Regions from separate parts of the Homo sapiens genome. Here region 2 is linked to region 1. The links are chromatin loops, found by intact Hi-C in ENCODE. Cell type or tissue: PC-9. All regions are shown on one strand.

The links. Hi-C counts contacts between places; a loop is a spot of excess contacts. Peaks named below come from ENCODE experiments on the same cell type or tissue, not always from the same donor. Only the 100,000 strongest peaks of a DNase experiment are listed, where the experiment ranks them.
Region 2: a loop joins it to region 1, with 5 times the contacts of the local background. A loop is called at or near these places in 6 of 110 quality-filtered maps.

What each region holds. Positions count from the first base shown.
Region 1 is chr7:105,714,141-105,722,140 of GRCh38, forward strand. All of the region lies in intron 3 of ATXN7L1 (ataxin 7 like 1), which reads right to left. Among named protein-coding and RNA genes, the nearest start is that of EFCAB10, 140 kb to the left of the region's middle. In PC-9, no CTCF peak of the experiment used is centred here; a DNase peak (open chromatin) is centred at 4,551; H3K4me3 peaks cover 413 bases; H3K27ac peaks cover 2,762 bases.
Region 2 is chr7:105,661,979-105,669,978 of GRCh38, forward strand. It overlaps ATXN7L1 (ataxin 7 like 1), which reads right to left. Exons shown (of 12, transcript NM_020725.2): 4 at 3,088-3,310. Among named protein-coding and RNA genes, the nearest start is that of EFCAB10, 84 kb to the left of the region's middle. RefSeq lists an enhancer at 2,924-3,218 and a silencer at 2,968-3,161. In PC-9, no CTCF peak of the experiment used is centred here; a DNase peak (open chromatin) is centred at 3,073.

The DNA.
Region 1 (8,000 bases):
AGCCTAGAGAGGCTAAGTAGCTTGCCCAAGCCACCCACTAATTGGCAGGGTCAGAATTTCAATCCAAATGCTATACAACTGAACCTTCATTCTCGATTGCCACCCCTGCAGGACACACTAGGGCAGTGTTATTCCAGATGGAGCCCACAGCTCTGGATCGGAGGCATCAGTGCCTCTGGCAGGAAATGCCCCACCCTCCTGACCAGCTGAATGGGAATCTCAGGGGTGGGTCCAGGAATCTGTGCTTTACAAGCTCCTTGGATGAGTTTGCTATATGCTGAATATACCTATACTAGAGACATCCCTGAGGGAAGCTTATTTCCCAGGCCAGGCCAACAATAATAAGACCATATTACTATAGTAATATTATAATACATATTACAGTTTTGAGTCAGAAGTTTTGAGATCCTGTCCAGGTCAGTTCTTGAATGCCTGGGTCCCCTGAGGGACAGGGAGGTACTCAGAGCTCTCATATACCTCTGGGCAGAAGAGCTAATGGCATCTGGATAGCTTCTTCTGTTTTTGTTTTTGTTTTTGTTTTTGAGACAGTCTCGCTCTGTCGCCCACGCTGGAGTGCAGTGGCACCATCTCGGCTCACTGCAATCTCTGCCTCCTGGATTCAAGCAATTCTCGTGCCTCAGCCTTCTGAGTAGCTGGGATTACAGGTGCCCACCAGCAAACACAGCTACTTTTTGTATTTTTAGTAGAGACGGGGGTTTCCACCATGTTGGCCAGGCTGATCTTGAACTCCTGACCTCAGGTGATCTGCCTGCCTCAGCCCCACTGGATAACTTCTTGCTGTGGGGCACCAGTAAATTGCATGGATCCTAAGGGTTACCCTAGAAGCCCTCTGAGACCTCCTGACTGGGTTTCTTGAGGGTGCGTGTGTGGTGTCTAGGATCCAAGGCTGTCCATGTCACCCATGGGTCCTGGATGCCACACAGGACAGGTCTTCTTACAATAGTAGTAAGACCATAAGTGTAACTTGAAGTATAGACTTCACTGCTTAGCATAAACCCTGGGAGGCAGCTTGGTATATCAGAAAGAGATCACGTGTGGGCTCAAAACCAGCTCCAGCAGAAGGTACAAGCTTGGAAACTTTGGGCAAAGAACTTAACTTCTCTGAGCCTCACCTTCCTCATGTGGAGAATGGAAGTATACTATCTTACTCCCAGAGTTCACGTGGGCATCAAGTGAGATAACTAGGTAAAGTGCTGTGCTCCATATCTAGCACCCAGGAAAGACTCTGTAAATAGCAGCCTCGGTACTTCCTCAGAGCTTCCCTGTTTTCTAAAATTCATGTCCTTTCCTAGCATCCTTTACAACAGCATGAATCTTGAATTCCTTTGGCTGCCAAGCCAAGGGAATAGCTTTCAAAAAGAAAGAGGCAGCTACCCTCCTGGATAACTGGAGTAGTATGCTATCTAAACAATGCCTAAAGGCATTTCTGTAGATAGTCACTTGGAGCACATGCTCAAATGTCATCAAACTGTGGGTAGGGGTGCTCACTCAGGGACCAAGGAAATTCACATTTAAGCAATGGTTTTGTTCTCATCTCTGTGACTCAACTATACCTGGTAAAACTGTGACTAGTGGCATGTCATTAAAAGTGTATCCCCACTGCAAACCCCAGAGGTGGAGAAATGACAGTGGTGGTGAAAAACTGGCTGCAAGCACAGACCAAATTCTGCAGTGACATTTCAGTCCTTTGAGTCAAACCAATCCTCCATTTCTGGGCATATGGATACCTTGGAGGAAGCAGTTCTTCACATTTGCTGTGACTGGAGCGTCCTAATTGGCACCAGCAGGCTTCAGGTATAGGCAAAGAAAAGGAACCCCTACCCTCCAAAAAAAGCTGGGGTGGAGGCGGGGGGGATGGGAAGAGAAAAAAGAGATGGTGTTGGAGAAGAAGGAGCTTCAGGGGGCATTTATGTCATTATTACTTAAGTCATCTGAGGCCACATCTGTCCTAAGCCATTATTAGTCTGTTTTTCAATCTGGAGGAGAAGGTACAAGTAGAATTTAAGGGATATTTTTCCAAAGATGAAGAAAAAAGTCATACTACATACTTCATTATATAAATTCATTATATACTTATTATATATTTCATTATATAAATGAAAATCCCACTAGGAGATGTCAGTAGTTACTCTTCATATCTGTAATATGAAATTTCAATAAAAGGGTGCAGGTGGCAAAATAGAAACCTGAGCAGACCTCATCTTCTCATTCTTCCCGCAGCGTTTGGAGACCTCTGCAAAGACAGACTATTTTATATGGGGGCCCAGTTGTTTTCTGATCTTTTTAGATGCTGGCCCAGAAAAACAAAACCAAACCAAACAAAAGTGAGTTCTCTTGTACCTTAACTCTGGCCCTGTGGTTCTCTGTTTTTTAAAATTACAAAAAGGTCCAGGTGTGGTGGCTCAGGCTCATAATCCCAGCACTTTGGGAGACCTAGGTGGGCAGATGGCTTGAGTCCAGGAGTTCCAGACCAGCCTGGGCAACATGGCGAAAACCTATCTCTGCACACACACACACACACACACACACACACACACACACACACACACACACACACACAGTACAAAAATTAGCCAGGTATGGTGGCATGCACCTGTAGTCCCAGCTACTTGAGGGGGTGAGGCAGGAGGATCAGTTGAGCCCAGGAAGTCAAGGTTGCAGTGAGCCATGATAGCACCACTGCACTCTAGCTTGGATAACAAATCAAGAATCTGTCTCAAAAAAAGTAAATGAAAAAAAAAGAAAATTTAAAAAATCTAATTATTAAAATGATAAGTGTATGATAAAGATTTTAGAAAATTCAGATATGAATGAGGAAGAAACTAAAAATGACCCACAGTCACCATACCATTTCAGTCAAAAATACACAGATATGTACATAATTTTTTAAAAAGTGATCATACTAAGCATTGTTTTAAATGCTGTTTCCCCCCACTTTTCACATTATAAACATTTTTTCATGTTATAAATTTATTTATTTTTTTGAGATGGGGTCTCGCTCTGTCGCCCAGGCTGGAGTGCAGTGGCACAATATCAGTTCACTGCAACCTCCACCTCCTGGGTTCAACTGATTCTCCTGCCTCAGCCTCCTGAGTACGTGGGATTATAGGTGGACGCCACCACGCCTGGCTAATTTTTGTATTTTTAGTAGAGACGGGGTTTTGCCATGTTAGTCAGGCTGGTCTTGAACTCCCGACCTCGTGATCTGCCCACCTCGGCCTCTCAAAGTGCTGGGATTACAGACATGAGCCACTATGCCTGGCCTAAAATATTTTTTAAAAGATTATTTTAGAGGCTACTCTGTAGCCTATATTGTTTGTTATTCATATTGGTTGCAATTTTTTGCTATTATGGATAATTCTGGAGTGGATATCCCTTAAAGGCATGCTTGTACGCAATTTGATTTATTTACTTTATATAAATTCTGAGAAGCATAAATTTTGGTTCCAGGTCCTTGATACATCTAGTCAAATGCCCAACATGAAGGGAGCCCCAATTTACATAACCAGCAGCTTGACGGAAAGTCTGCTTTGCTTTTTCCTCATGACCACTGGGTATTACAGTAATTTCTAAACACTTGTCATTTTCATAAGTGAAAAATACTATCTGATTGTTGTAACTTTTGTTCTTAACTGCCAGTGAGGTTGAACATTTTTCAGGTGAAAATGTTTCACTCAAAATTCAATGTTTTCACTTGAGTTTCCTCCATTTTGCCTGCTCCTACCCATTCTCTAATTAGTATATTTTTTCTCATTAATCTATAAGAATTTTTGTAATGGTAAGAATATTAATATTTTTAAATTAGAAGTTGAAAACTATAACTGTTTCTTAAGACAACTATGAAATAGTTAATATCATCAAAAGCATTAAAACGTTCTTTTGGTAAAGCAGAGGAAATGGAAGGGGCAGTGAAGAGTAAATTAGATAAAATAATTCTGTGTCAAAACCTCTCCCCTTTTAAAACAACAGCAACAATAAGAAAACACCACCCATACAAATCATGATAGAGCGGCACCTTGGATCGAGTCCTGTAGCTATGCTAGATAGCCCCACACCTTCCCAGTTAATCAGCTATAGGATACCTGAGTGGGGAAGAAAGTGCACGTGGGCACTGTCCAACCCCAGTGGCCACAGGGAAGGCAGGGTATTTTGCAGAATTGGAGCCAGCAAGTAAGCAGTCCGAATTCCGAGTTCCTGGGTGCCAACTGGAGTGAGCTGAGTGATCACTAAAAAACAATATAAATGGGATCCACTTCCACCTTCAGGATGGGCAGGATTAAGGCGTATTTAAGGAAGCCACAACACAGCAGTTTGCTCTACTCACTGTTCCAAAGAGGCAGGGTCATATCTACCTTTTGGTGTGTGTGCCTGGAGGCTCCGGGGAGAGGTGGACACAGATAACCCTGAAACCTCCCAGGCAGGGAATCACCTCTTCACACACAGTTTGCATCTCTGCAGTTGACGGCAGGAGCAAAAAATGTGGCCAGCCAGGTTGGAAGGGTGACAACTGATGGAGGCATGGAACCACCTTCGGCTTGGGGCCAACCCAGGTTACTAATCACAGGTCAGGTATTCAGGTCAGATGTCCACCATTCACACGGGCTCTTTGTCTGCCAAGGCCTGGGTCCAGGCTATGAGTGTTCAAAAATAGAACAGGAAGTTCAGAAAAAAGCAGAAGCCAAGAGAAGGTTACAGCATGGGAGGGCAGGCTTGGGAGAGAGGATTTATCTTGTGGGGAGGACCTCCCAGTTTAGGAGAGAAGCACCTGCTCTAGGCACAGGAAGACATCACAAACAGGTGATGAACAGCAGCCGGGAAGCAAGGGGCCTGTTGTGTTTCCATGTTACATCCTGATTCCAGGATGAGCAAGACTAGGAAACAGACCAGTTTACAGTGGCCACCAGCCTCACAGACTGTACCTATTAAAATGGAATGATTCTTCTGTCCTTTTGTGAGCAGGAGCCGAAGAACAGGTAAATGAAGGGAAGCAAAGGAAAGAGAAAGAGGCCTGGATGGGTGAGGGGAGCATTTGTGATCTTGGCCCACTCAGCGCCCATCCCCCTTCTTCTCTTCTTCCAGTAACAGCACCTTGATTTTCCTCCTGGGAGCACCCTCCTCCACATTCAGTCTGGGAGGCTCCCACAGAGTAGCCCCCGCCCTACAGGGTCTAGTTCAAGGACCCTCATGAAGTCCTCTCAAGGGGATGTGGGTAGTTGATAAAATCATTATCCCAGATATTTGTGTAAGGCCTTATAGTGTAAGGGTTTCCTTATAGAAATTTCCTATTTGGGGCTTTGGGTCTTTCTGGCTTCCTAAATTCATGTATAACCTTGTCTCTTGGTTCACTGGGTTGAGATTCCCTAGCCCCCTGCTGTGCTAACTGTACCCCAGGGACATATCCCACAGCTTCCTCCTAACTGCAGCAGGAGCCAGCGCAGAGAATGAGGTCAGGGCTCTTGGCCTTCTCAGAGAAGCGGACTAAGCCTAGGAATGATTAGATTTTGCTTTGGGGAAATCTGATACCTATTCAAATAGGGGGTGTACCTGGAGCCCACAGTGGAAATGGGAAGGGTTAGGATTTGGCAGCTCCATCAACAGAAGACAGATAAAAACTCACCACTTACAGAAAAAGCAGGGGCAAAAGCAGTGAGCGTTCCTTTTGGAGTAGATTTCTGCTTTTCAGCAAGCGCAGGGAACAGAAAGATCCAGCTGTGAAGGGGCCAGCGAATCATGCATTTAAAAGTTGCAATGCCAGGGCCTAGGAAAGGAGGCCTCTCTTCAGCCGTGACCCCACTTTGGATTCTTCCAAAACCCAGGTGATCATATAATCCTTTAAACGTCTCTGGCCCCTTTAACTACCAAAGCCCAGTGACATCTTAATAAGAAGCCTGGTGGCATAGTCTTGGATCTGGAGCCAGGAGTGTGCTTCTTGCTTCTTTAAATAGTCCGAATACCATGTAGGAAGCCTGAAATCTTGATCTTGGTATAGCCCTTGGGTCAGTTACCTCTCTGGACAGCTTTCCCTAGTGCAGGTGGTTAATTCTTTCATATCTGCAGAGTGCAGACTTGAACAGACAGAATTAACACTGCCTCTTGCCTACAGTGCTTACGCCTGTAATCCCAGCACTTTGGGAGGCTGAGGTGGGTGAATTGCCTGAGGTCAGAAGTTCGAGACCAGTCTGGCCAACATGGTGAAACCCCATCTCTACTAAAAAAAAATACAAAACCTGCCTCTTGCCTAGGTTAGTGCTAGGTACCGTTCATTCATTCATTCAGAGACAGGGTCTTGCTCTGTTGCTCAGACAGCAGTGCAGTGTTGTGATCACAGCTCACGGCAACCTCTGCCTCCCAAACTCAAGTGATCCTCCCACCTCAGCCTCCCGAGTAGTTGGGACTACAGGCATGTGCCACCATGCCTGGCTAATTTTTAAAAAAATTATTGTAGAGATGAGATCTCATTACATTGCCCAGGCTGGCTTTACTATTTTTGGTAGAGACGGGGTCTCAATATGTTGCCCAGGCTGGTCTTGAACTCCTAGGCTCAGCGATCCTCCAGCCTCAGCCTCCCAAAATGCTGGGATTACAGGCATGAGCCACTGTGCCTGGCTCCTTCTCTACCGCAGAGGAGTTGGTGGTGTCTTCTGGGTATCCACTGGAAAATTCCAGGGCACTCTACCTGTCCAGCAGAGCTGAGCACACCTTGGGATGTGCTCCCAAGGGAAGCTCTGCCTCCCTCCACTCAGGCCAAGCTACTTGCTGGACTTCCTGCCTATGGCCTCTCCATTCTCTTCAGACCTCGGGCTGTAGGAAGTTTCCCTCAGCACCACACATGGCTTCGCTGCCCTGCCTCTAACCCCACACAAATTCTAGCCAGGAGACCCTGCACCCACCCCAACAGGCTGAGCAGCAACAACCACGACCACCCAACACCAAATGTTGCTGCCGGGTGTGAAGTGGCCGGTCCAGAACACGGGGTCCCTGACTGGACTCACAGGGCCAGGGCTGGGAATCTTCCCCGCACCTCTCTCAGCTGGCACAGGAGAGAGGGCACACAAGAGAGAGCTTCAGGGTGACAGGGCACAGAAGTCACCCAAATCTCTGACTCTGTTCATGGCCATCATGGTTTCCAGCTTCCCTTGAGGGAGGCAGAAAAAGGGGAGAAACTGAAGGCCTGACTCAAAAAATAAAGGGTTGGGTGGGGGACAACGGGGTGCGAAGCGGAGCTGCTGGAAGGATTCCTGGACCATTCAGCACAGCGGCCTTGGAGCAGCTCATCACTAATCACGGTGTTCTGAGGCTCCGAATGCTCTGCGCAGGCCAGCTGGGGCACCGCTCTGCTGTGCCTGCATCCCGCCCTTACAGATGCTCACAGCCACGCCTGAGGCTTTGCCACATGGGAAGTAGTCTCCTCCCAGGGCTCTGGTCGGGGACAAGGGGACAGTACGAGGCTTGCACTAACTTGGGTGTCATTCCTTTGTGACCTCGTTTTGTAAAAATCGTGAACACCCTAGACCTGAGAGGAGGACCAGCCCAGATGAAAGCTTGGAAGAATTCCCAGGGGCTGGTGGCAGTCTCAGCCTGGCTGCTCTGCCCAGGGACATGGCCCACAGGGCTCTGCTTTCCCTGCTGCCAGCTCCTCAGCTGGAGACAGCATGGCCAGTGGAGGCCTCCTGTGGCTGCTTCTCTCAGACCAAACTCCTTTGAGAAATTTTGACATGAATGAGAATAGGGTAGCCTAATTGAAATACAATGGGGTCTTCCTCCTAAATTCCCACCTCTAAGCTAGTTTTCTCTTGGGAGGGACTAGTGCTCTCTTTTTAAGAGGGGTGTGTGTGAGTGAGTGAGTGAGTGTGTGTATGCGCACACATAGGTTAACAGTTTGGTTCTAATTTAGTTGCCTGTCCCAACTGCATTGTTTACTGGTAGTGGTAACTTTACTTCATCATATAACCTGCTCTTCACAGTGGCTTCAAAATGCA
Region 2 (8,000 bases), 52 kb before region 1:
TGGACCTGGGCTAGTTTCTTTAGATTCTTTCTTTTCTTTCTTTCTTTCTTTCCTTCCTTCCTTCCTTCCTTCCTTCCTTCCTTCCTTCCTTCCTTCCTTCCTTCTTTCTTTTCTTTTCTTTTCTTTTCTTTTTTTTTTTTTTAAGCCAGAGTCTTGCCCTGTTGCCCAGCCTGGAGTGCAATGGAGCGATCTTGGCTCACTGCAACCTCCAACTCCCAGGTTCAAGAAATTCTCCTGCCTCAGCCTCCTGAGTAGCTGGGATTACAGGTGTGTGCCACCACGCCTGGCTAATTTTTTGTATCTTTAGTAGAGATGAGGTTTCACCATGTTGGCCAGGCTGGTCTTGAACTCCTGACCTTGTGATCTGCCCATCTCGGCCTCCCAAAGTGCTGGGATTACAGATGTGAGCCACTGCGCCCAGTCAGATTCTTTCTGCCCCTTTTTGCCCCTAGCTGAAGGGGACTTGACTGTGGCAGGTCTTAAGAAGTGTGTGTTGAGTTGGACTGGATTGAGTGTGGACAATGATTTGAACCAATGGTCTCCCTGAAGGTTTGCCTTTTGGGCGAGTGCTTTTTGGTGCCATGGGGCTACATGAGACCTCTCATTTGCTCTTTTACAAGGAGAGTTCATTGATGATCTTCCCCGAGCTCCCTGGGTCTCCTCCTGGCTTATGTGCTCCTTCCCTGGCTTTCCTTATTTTGTTTCTCTGTAGCTCATTTCTAGACTCTGAATAAATTATTTGATCATTTTTATCTTCACTCTGAGTCTGAAGAGCCATTTCTCTAATTTTTTTTAGAGAGATTTGACTTGTCAATCTTTATCCCAGGATGGAAGTGCTGTCCTTTGGCACACATGATAACATAGTAATAATAACCATGACGTTATGCTAAATTATTTATTGAACATATACTATGATCCAGATACTGTGCCTGCTGCTTTATAAAAACTAGCTCACTTAATCCTCACAACAATCCCATGGAATAGAGCTATTATTGGCCCCACTTTACAGATGAGGAAATGGAAGCACAATAAGATCAAATAACTTGCCCAAGGTCACCCAGCTGAAATTTGTGCCCAGGCCAGTGACTCCAGAGCTTGTGGTTACATCGGGACACCATGCAGCCCCAGTAAATAAACTCTCAGGCACATTCTCAGGTCACAGATAAGACGGATTGCAGGTTAGTGACTGGGAGACTCACATCGCCGGTGGGTGGGCAAACACCACTCTCCGGCTGAGTCTTCCCTAACCAGCTACAGCCTCCTGCAGGATGGACCCGCAATCCCAACAACCCAAGGAGAACAAAGCTTGCCCACGAGGCCCAGCTGTGTGGCAGGTAACTCCTCCACAGCCATGCCTACACCTTTCCACTCCATCACAAGAGGCTCTGTAATTGATCTGACATAATTAGCTCTTTACTAAGTTATCATAATTTCCAGTGTGCAGTGACAAACCCATTGATGGATGATTTTACTCTACAGCTTGCCTAGGTACGAACTTAAGTGCAATTAACTGTCATCAATTAATGGAACACTTTTTTTCTTTAAATACATAAATTAGATGGACTCCACACTTATCCCTTCTCTGTCTTCTCAAGGCTTGAAAGATAAGCATAGAGGTGCTGTCAGAAGCCAGTTCCTTAAGTACTCCAAGGTGGGTGCCAACAGCATTTGAAGATACTCATCTTCCTTGTTTTAAGTTTGGTTTCCTAGCTGTCTTTTCCACAGGCAACCTTTTCTGACTTTTTAGTAAGGGCTGAGATAACAAAATGAATTAAAAGCCTCAGATTTTTTTTTTCTTTTTTTTGAGACAGGAGTCTCACTTCGTCATCCAGGCTGGAGCGCAGTGGCACAATCTCGGCTCGCTGCAACCTCTGCCTCCCGGGTTGAAGCAACTCTCCTGCTTGCCTCAGCCTCCCCAGTAGCTGGGATTACAGGTGTGTAACACTATGCCCAGCTAATTTTTATATTTTTAGTAGAGATGGGGTTTCGCCACGTTGGTCAGGCCGGTCTTGAACTCCTGACCTCAAGTGATCTGCCCACCTCAGCCTCCCAAAGTGCTGGGATTACAGGCATGAGCCACCACGCCTGGCCAAAAGCCTCTGAATTTTCACAGCCCACTCCCCCAAAGGGGTGACCTTCTACTTGGCTTTCTTCTCTTTCTCCCATGGTCAGCTCCCAATTAGTTGCCTCTGCTGGTGGCTATTCCACTATTCCACAGGACCTGGGACCCAGTGTTGCGGGTAGGGCCGTGGTCTTGCTCCACACCAGGCACACTGTCAGTGCTTTTGATTTTACACCAGAGCTTCTCTTCACTGGGGTGGAAAATTGAGAGGTGGCAGCAGAACTGAGAAATATTTCCCTGTTACCCTTTTCTTAGACACAACTTGGCTCAACTCTCAAGAGAATTAAAAAAATCCCCCGTCAGGCATACGGTATATACATGTATATATCTACTCTGTCTCAAATATATATATATATGTATGTGTGTATATGTATAATATATGTATACATATATGTATAATATATGTATAATATATATATACATATGTATAATATATATATGTATAATATACATATATATATTATGTATGTGTGTGTATATATATATATTTGAGACAGAGTTTCACTGTCACCCAGGCTGGAGTGCAGTGGCGTGATCTCGGCTCACCACAACTCCGCCTCCCGGGTTCAAGCAATTCTGCTTCAGCCTCCTGAGTAGCTGGGATTACAGGTGTGTGCCACCACACCTGACTAATTTTTGTATTTTTAGTAGAGACAGGGTTTCACTGTGTTGCCCAGGCTGGTTTCAAACTCCTGACCTCAGGTGATCTACCCACCTCAGCCTCCCAAAGTGCTGGGATTACAGGTGTGAGCGTGGCCCATATGGTACTCTTAAGGTCCCACATGCCCTCTAATATTTAGGTTTATCTTTCCATCATTTTGGGTTTCTGTCCTTTCATTCCTCAGTCCCCCAAATTCCTGCATGTGACACCTAGGAACAAAGCCAGAGAGTAAATACTATTTCCCCATGGTGACAGGAACAGCAGGGGGGACAGACAGCAGCTGGCTGCCAGCCAGCTGACTCACCATGGTTTATCCCTTGATCCTTTCGCAGGAAAGACTGTGTGCTGTTTGCTGCTGGAGGTAAGTAGATTGTCTTTGGGCGTTTTGAATGGCTTTGAGGTGCTGCTGGCAGAGTGATGGCCGCTGAGACAGGCTTTTGTTTTCACCTGTACTAGTGATGTCCTGGGATTGGAGGCTGGAGACACTGGAGAGGGAGAAGGTCTACACATTGAACCGTGTCTTCTCTCTACAGGGGCAGAAAGTAGAGAACTCAGCACAGCATCTGTAGCAGGTGAGGCTCCCACACACTCACATACACTCAAACACACAACAGGCGGAGAGAAGCGCTTTCCCTACAGCACTGGCATTCCTGAAGCCTAGGTTCTGATGAGACGATTTGTCTTGACATATGCTCCTATTCCACCAGCTAGCAATAATTATGTTCTGGGTTTCTGTATCAAATGGCATGCTCAACTAACATCAGGGTTCTCATGGGAGGCATTTACCAGGCCATCTTTCTGCAAAACCACTTCCACAGGAGTAGCAGAGGGACACCAGGTGTCATCTGAACAGTGGGACAACCACACATAGCCAAAGCAATTCCTAGACAGCTACACAGAGGCCACAGGTCCATCAGGGCAGTGGACAGGGCAGGACTCTTAACAAACAGGAAACTCTTGAACCTGACAATCTGCAGGAGCACTAAAGTAAGACGGACCAGCAGGCTTGAATCGAAAGGACTTTGCAAGCGAGGAAGTGGCCCAGCAGCTGTCCTGGGACTGAGAGGACAGTGTCAGCACACCCCTGCTATGGCCTCCTCAGGGTCCACAGAGATTGAGGGCCACATGCAGGAGGATGTCAACGCTTGAGGCAGAATCTGCAATGTGGGGCATGGACTTGGGCCGGCGAGCACAACTTCCTGAGGTTCTACAGAGAATACCAGAGCTCTGGGCAGAGATGCCTCACTTGTTCACATTCTGTTAGCCACTGTGCTTTCGACTGAATGGGCAGGATGAGGATACTGACCAGGAGAGCAGATGCATGAAGTAAAGTTCTAGTGTGCACCCGCTATGGGGTTCTTAAATTGTTTTAGAATAACAGATCTGATAAAAATTTAAGAACCCAGCAAAACACACTTTTACACCTGCCCAAAAACTTTGTACATGATTACAGGAAGGAATCCCAAACCCTAAAAAAGACAAAGCTTCCTGAAACCCTAAGTCCTCTCTGGCTCTCTTATGTCTCACACATAATTAGTGCTTAATTAACATGTGTTGAATAAATAAATGAAATTATAACAGTTCTCCTGAACTAGAGATCTGAAAATCTGGCTGAATTTGATAATGCAAAATGTGACAGGCAAAGATGACAGATCATTCTCTCTCCAGCCCAAAGCTGAGCCTAGGCTTCTCTCATTAGGGCACCTTTCCTGGTTGCTTTTGCAGGCACCCTGACCTGGGAGATGCAAGCCTCCCACCTGTGGCCAGCTGCGACAGGAGTCTGGGGTTTTTCTCTGTACTCCCTTGTACCAATGGGTTGCCAGGCTGTCTCAAAGCAGACTGAATTTAGTCTTCTGATGCAATGGGAATTAGGAGGAAGCAGATTTTTGAGGATCATCCAATTGCTGGGTTTCTTTGCTTGACCAGTGCTCATATGCTGCCTACAAAGAATAAGTTTACAGGGTGCTTTTTCCTCATTGAATCAGAGTAGACCTTTGCATACAGCTTAGTTCTCAGAAGCCATCCTGTTGAAGCTTTTGAAAACAAAGAGCTAGTTCTGGGGCCTCTGTTTTGAGGGCTGGGAGCCAGGAGACCTGGGCTCCCACTCCAACCGCATATACACAGTATTAGGCTCGTGGCCTTCAGTTTACCACTTAAACTTCCTTGGTTCCTGTGTCTTTATCTGTGAATGAAGTGGGTCCCTAGATGGCTTCGAAGCCTCCTTCCACTCAATCACCATAAATACAAGGGATACTTACACCTGTTCCTTCCCTTCTCATCTCTCATGATTCCTGGATGTCAGAGCAGTAATAACAGCCAAAATATTGAACAATTTTACTCAGGCAAGATCTTCCTTGGGGGAATTCGTCCTTTGTAAAATTGTACTGGCTTTTACAACCCCTGTGACACAGGCAGGAAGCAGCCAGGGGTCTCCACCCTCCTCATGGCTGACTGGCCAAAGGAGACCCAGAGAGGTGAGGTGATTGCCAGGGTCAGGGCTACTCAAGGATCAGGGTGCCTCTGTGCTGAGTACATGGGCCTACCTGCCTCTCAGGAAGGCAGGAAACTAGGTGAATAAAATTCGAAGCCAGGAAATTAGAAAATGCAGAACTTAGAATCACTAAAGGTTAGAACTGTATCTTAAAAGTCAACTAGTGGCCGGGCGCGGTGGCTCACGCCTGTAATCCCAGCACTTTGGGAGGCCGAGGCGGGCGGATCACGAGGTCAGGAGATCGAGACCATCCCGGCTAAAATGGTGAAACCCCGTCTCTACTAAAAATACAAAAAATTAGCCGGGCGTAGTGGCGGGCGCCTGTAGTCCCAGCTACTTGGGAGGCTGAGGCGGGAGAATGGCGTGAACCCGGGAGGCGGAGCTTGCGGTGAGCCGAGATCCCGCCACTGCACTCCAGCCTGGGCGACAGAGCGAGACTCCGTCTCAAAAAAAAAAAAAAAAAAAAAAAAGTCAACTAGTATGATCTTTCTGATAGATGAGGTTATCAGTTGCCAGCCTTCAGGTTAAAGCTAGTTAGCGACAATCCTGAGACTAGAACCAAGTCTCCTAACTTCAAGTCTATCGACTTTCTGCCTCTCAGAAATGTCTTGTTTAGCAATTTCTTTTTCGGCAGAGGCTTCCAATATGAAAACAAGATTTCAATTTTTACCATTACTGCTTTAGATTTTTCTGCAGTCTTCATTCACTCCTTTGCTATTACTTACTCAAAGCTGGTGGTGGGTGGGTGTGGGATGTACAGAAATATTTCTTGGTTTAGGTGGGGAGATAAACCTGAATAATGAAGATACGTTTATTTTGCTAAACTAAGGGTTAAAAATTATGCAAGTAAACAAAGATAAATCACAAGGAAGTGTGCCATGAAGGACAAAATAAATGTGCCAGGCCAGTGATTCTACAATCACCTTCTAAAAGAATTCTCGTTAGTGGTTCTGGCTGACACATTCTGCTGCTAAATTTACAGAAAAAACCTTTTTTTTGAGACAGAAAAAAAACTCTGTCACCCAGGCTAGATTGCTGTGGCACGATCATGGCTTACTGCAACCTCTGCCTTCCAGGTTCAAGCGATCCTCCCAACTCAGCCTTCTGAGTAGCTGGGACTACAGGCATGTGCCACCATACCCGGCTAATTAATATGATCTTTTGAGACAGAGTCTTGCTCTGTGGTCCAGGCTGGAGTGCAGTGGCAGGATCTCATCTCACTGCAACCTCCCTCAAGAGTTTCTCTTGAGCCTGGGAGAATCAAGGCTGAAGATTCTCAAGATCTCAGTCTCCCAAGTAGCTGGGATTATAGGCATGCACCATCACGCCTGGATAATTTTTATATTTTTAGTAGAGATAGGGTTTCATCATGTTGGCCAGGCTAGTGTTGAACTCCTGGCCTCAAGTGATTTGCCCGTCTCAGCCTCCCAAAGTGCTGGGATTGTAGGCATGAGCCACTGCGCCTGGCCCCGGTTACTTACTAATTAAAACTTTTTTTTGGTAAGGCCAGGCATGGTGGCTCATGCCTATAATCCTGGCACTTTGGCTGGCCAAGGTGGGTGGATCGCTTGAGCCTGGGAGGTAGAGGCTACAGCAAGTTGTGATTGTACCAGAGCACTCCAGCCTGGGCAACAGAGCAAGACTCTCTCTGAAAACATATATATATATTTTTTTTTTGCAGAGACAAAGTCTCTCTATGTTCCCAGGCTGGTCTTGAACTCCTGGGCTCAAGAGATCCTCTTGCCTTGGCCTCGCAAAATGTTGGGATTACAGGTGAGCTACCACATCTGGCCCACAAAACAACTGTATCAGTGGATAAGCTTTTTTCTTGGTTTCATATTTTATTTTTTGAGACAGTCTCGCTCTGTTGTCCAGGCTAGAGTCCAGCGGCGTGATCTTGGCTCACTGCAACCTCTGTCTCCAGGTTCAAGCAATTCTCCTGCCTCAGCCTCCTGAGTAGCTGCGATTACAGGTACGCACCACCATGCCTGACTTATTTTTGTATTTTTAGTAGAGACAGGGTTTCGCCTTGTTAGCCAGGCTGGTTTCAAACTCCCGACCTCAAGTGATCCGCCTGCTGGGATTACAGGTGTGAGCCACCATGCCTGGTTTCATATTTTAGATTCAGAAACTTGCCTTAAATTGTCAATTGAAAGAACAAGTTGCAGTGAGGGAATATTAATTAAAACCTGAAGACAGCCCTTTGCCCTTAATATAAGTTTTTTTTGGTTGTTTGATGTGTGATTTTGTATTGTAATAAATAGGCGAAAGCAGTATGTCCTACTTGTGAAACTGAATTAAATCAGAAGGGCTCTCACAACCCTTGAGCTATGGGAACAAGCTTGTCCCCTACCAGTGCAGGTGAGAAAGGTCATATAAGAATTTAAAGGCCCAGCACGGTGGCTCACGACTGCAATCCCAGCACTTTGGGAGGCCAAGGCGGGTGGATCTTAGGCTGGGAGTTTGAGACCAGCCAGACCAACATGGGGAAACCCTGTCTCTACTAAAAATACAAAATTAGCTGGGCGTGGTGGCGCATGCCTGTAATCCCAGCTACTCGGGAGGCTGAGGCAGGAGAACCGCTTAAACCCAGGAAGTGGAGGTTGTAGTGAGCCGAGATCGAACCATTGCACTCCAGCCTGGGCAACAAGAGCTAAACTCCATCTCAAAAAAAAAAAAAAAAAAAAATTAAAGTGGAGGGACCAATAGAGTCAGTGGTCAGGGAT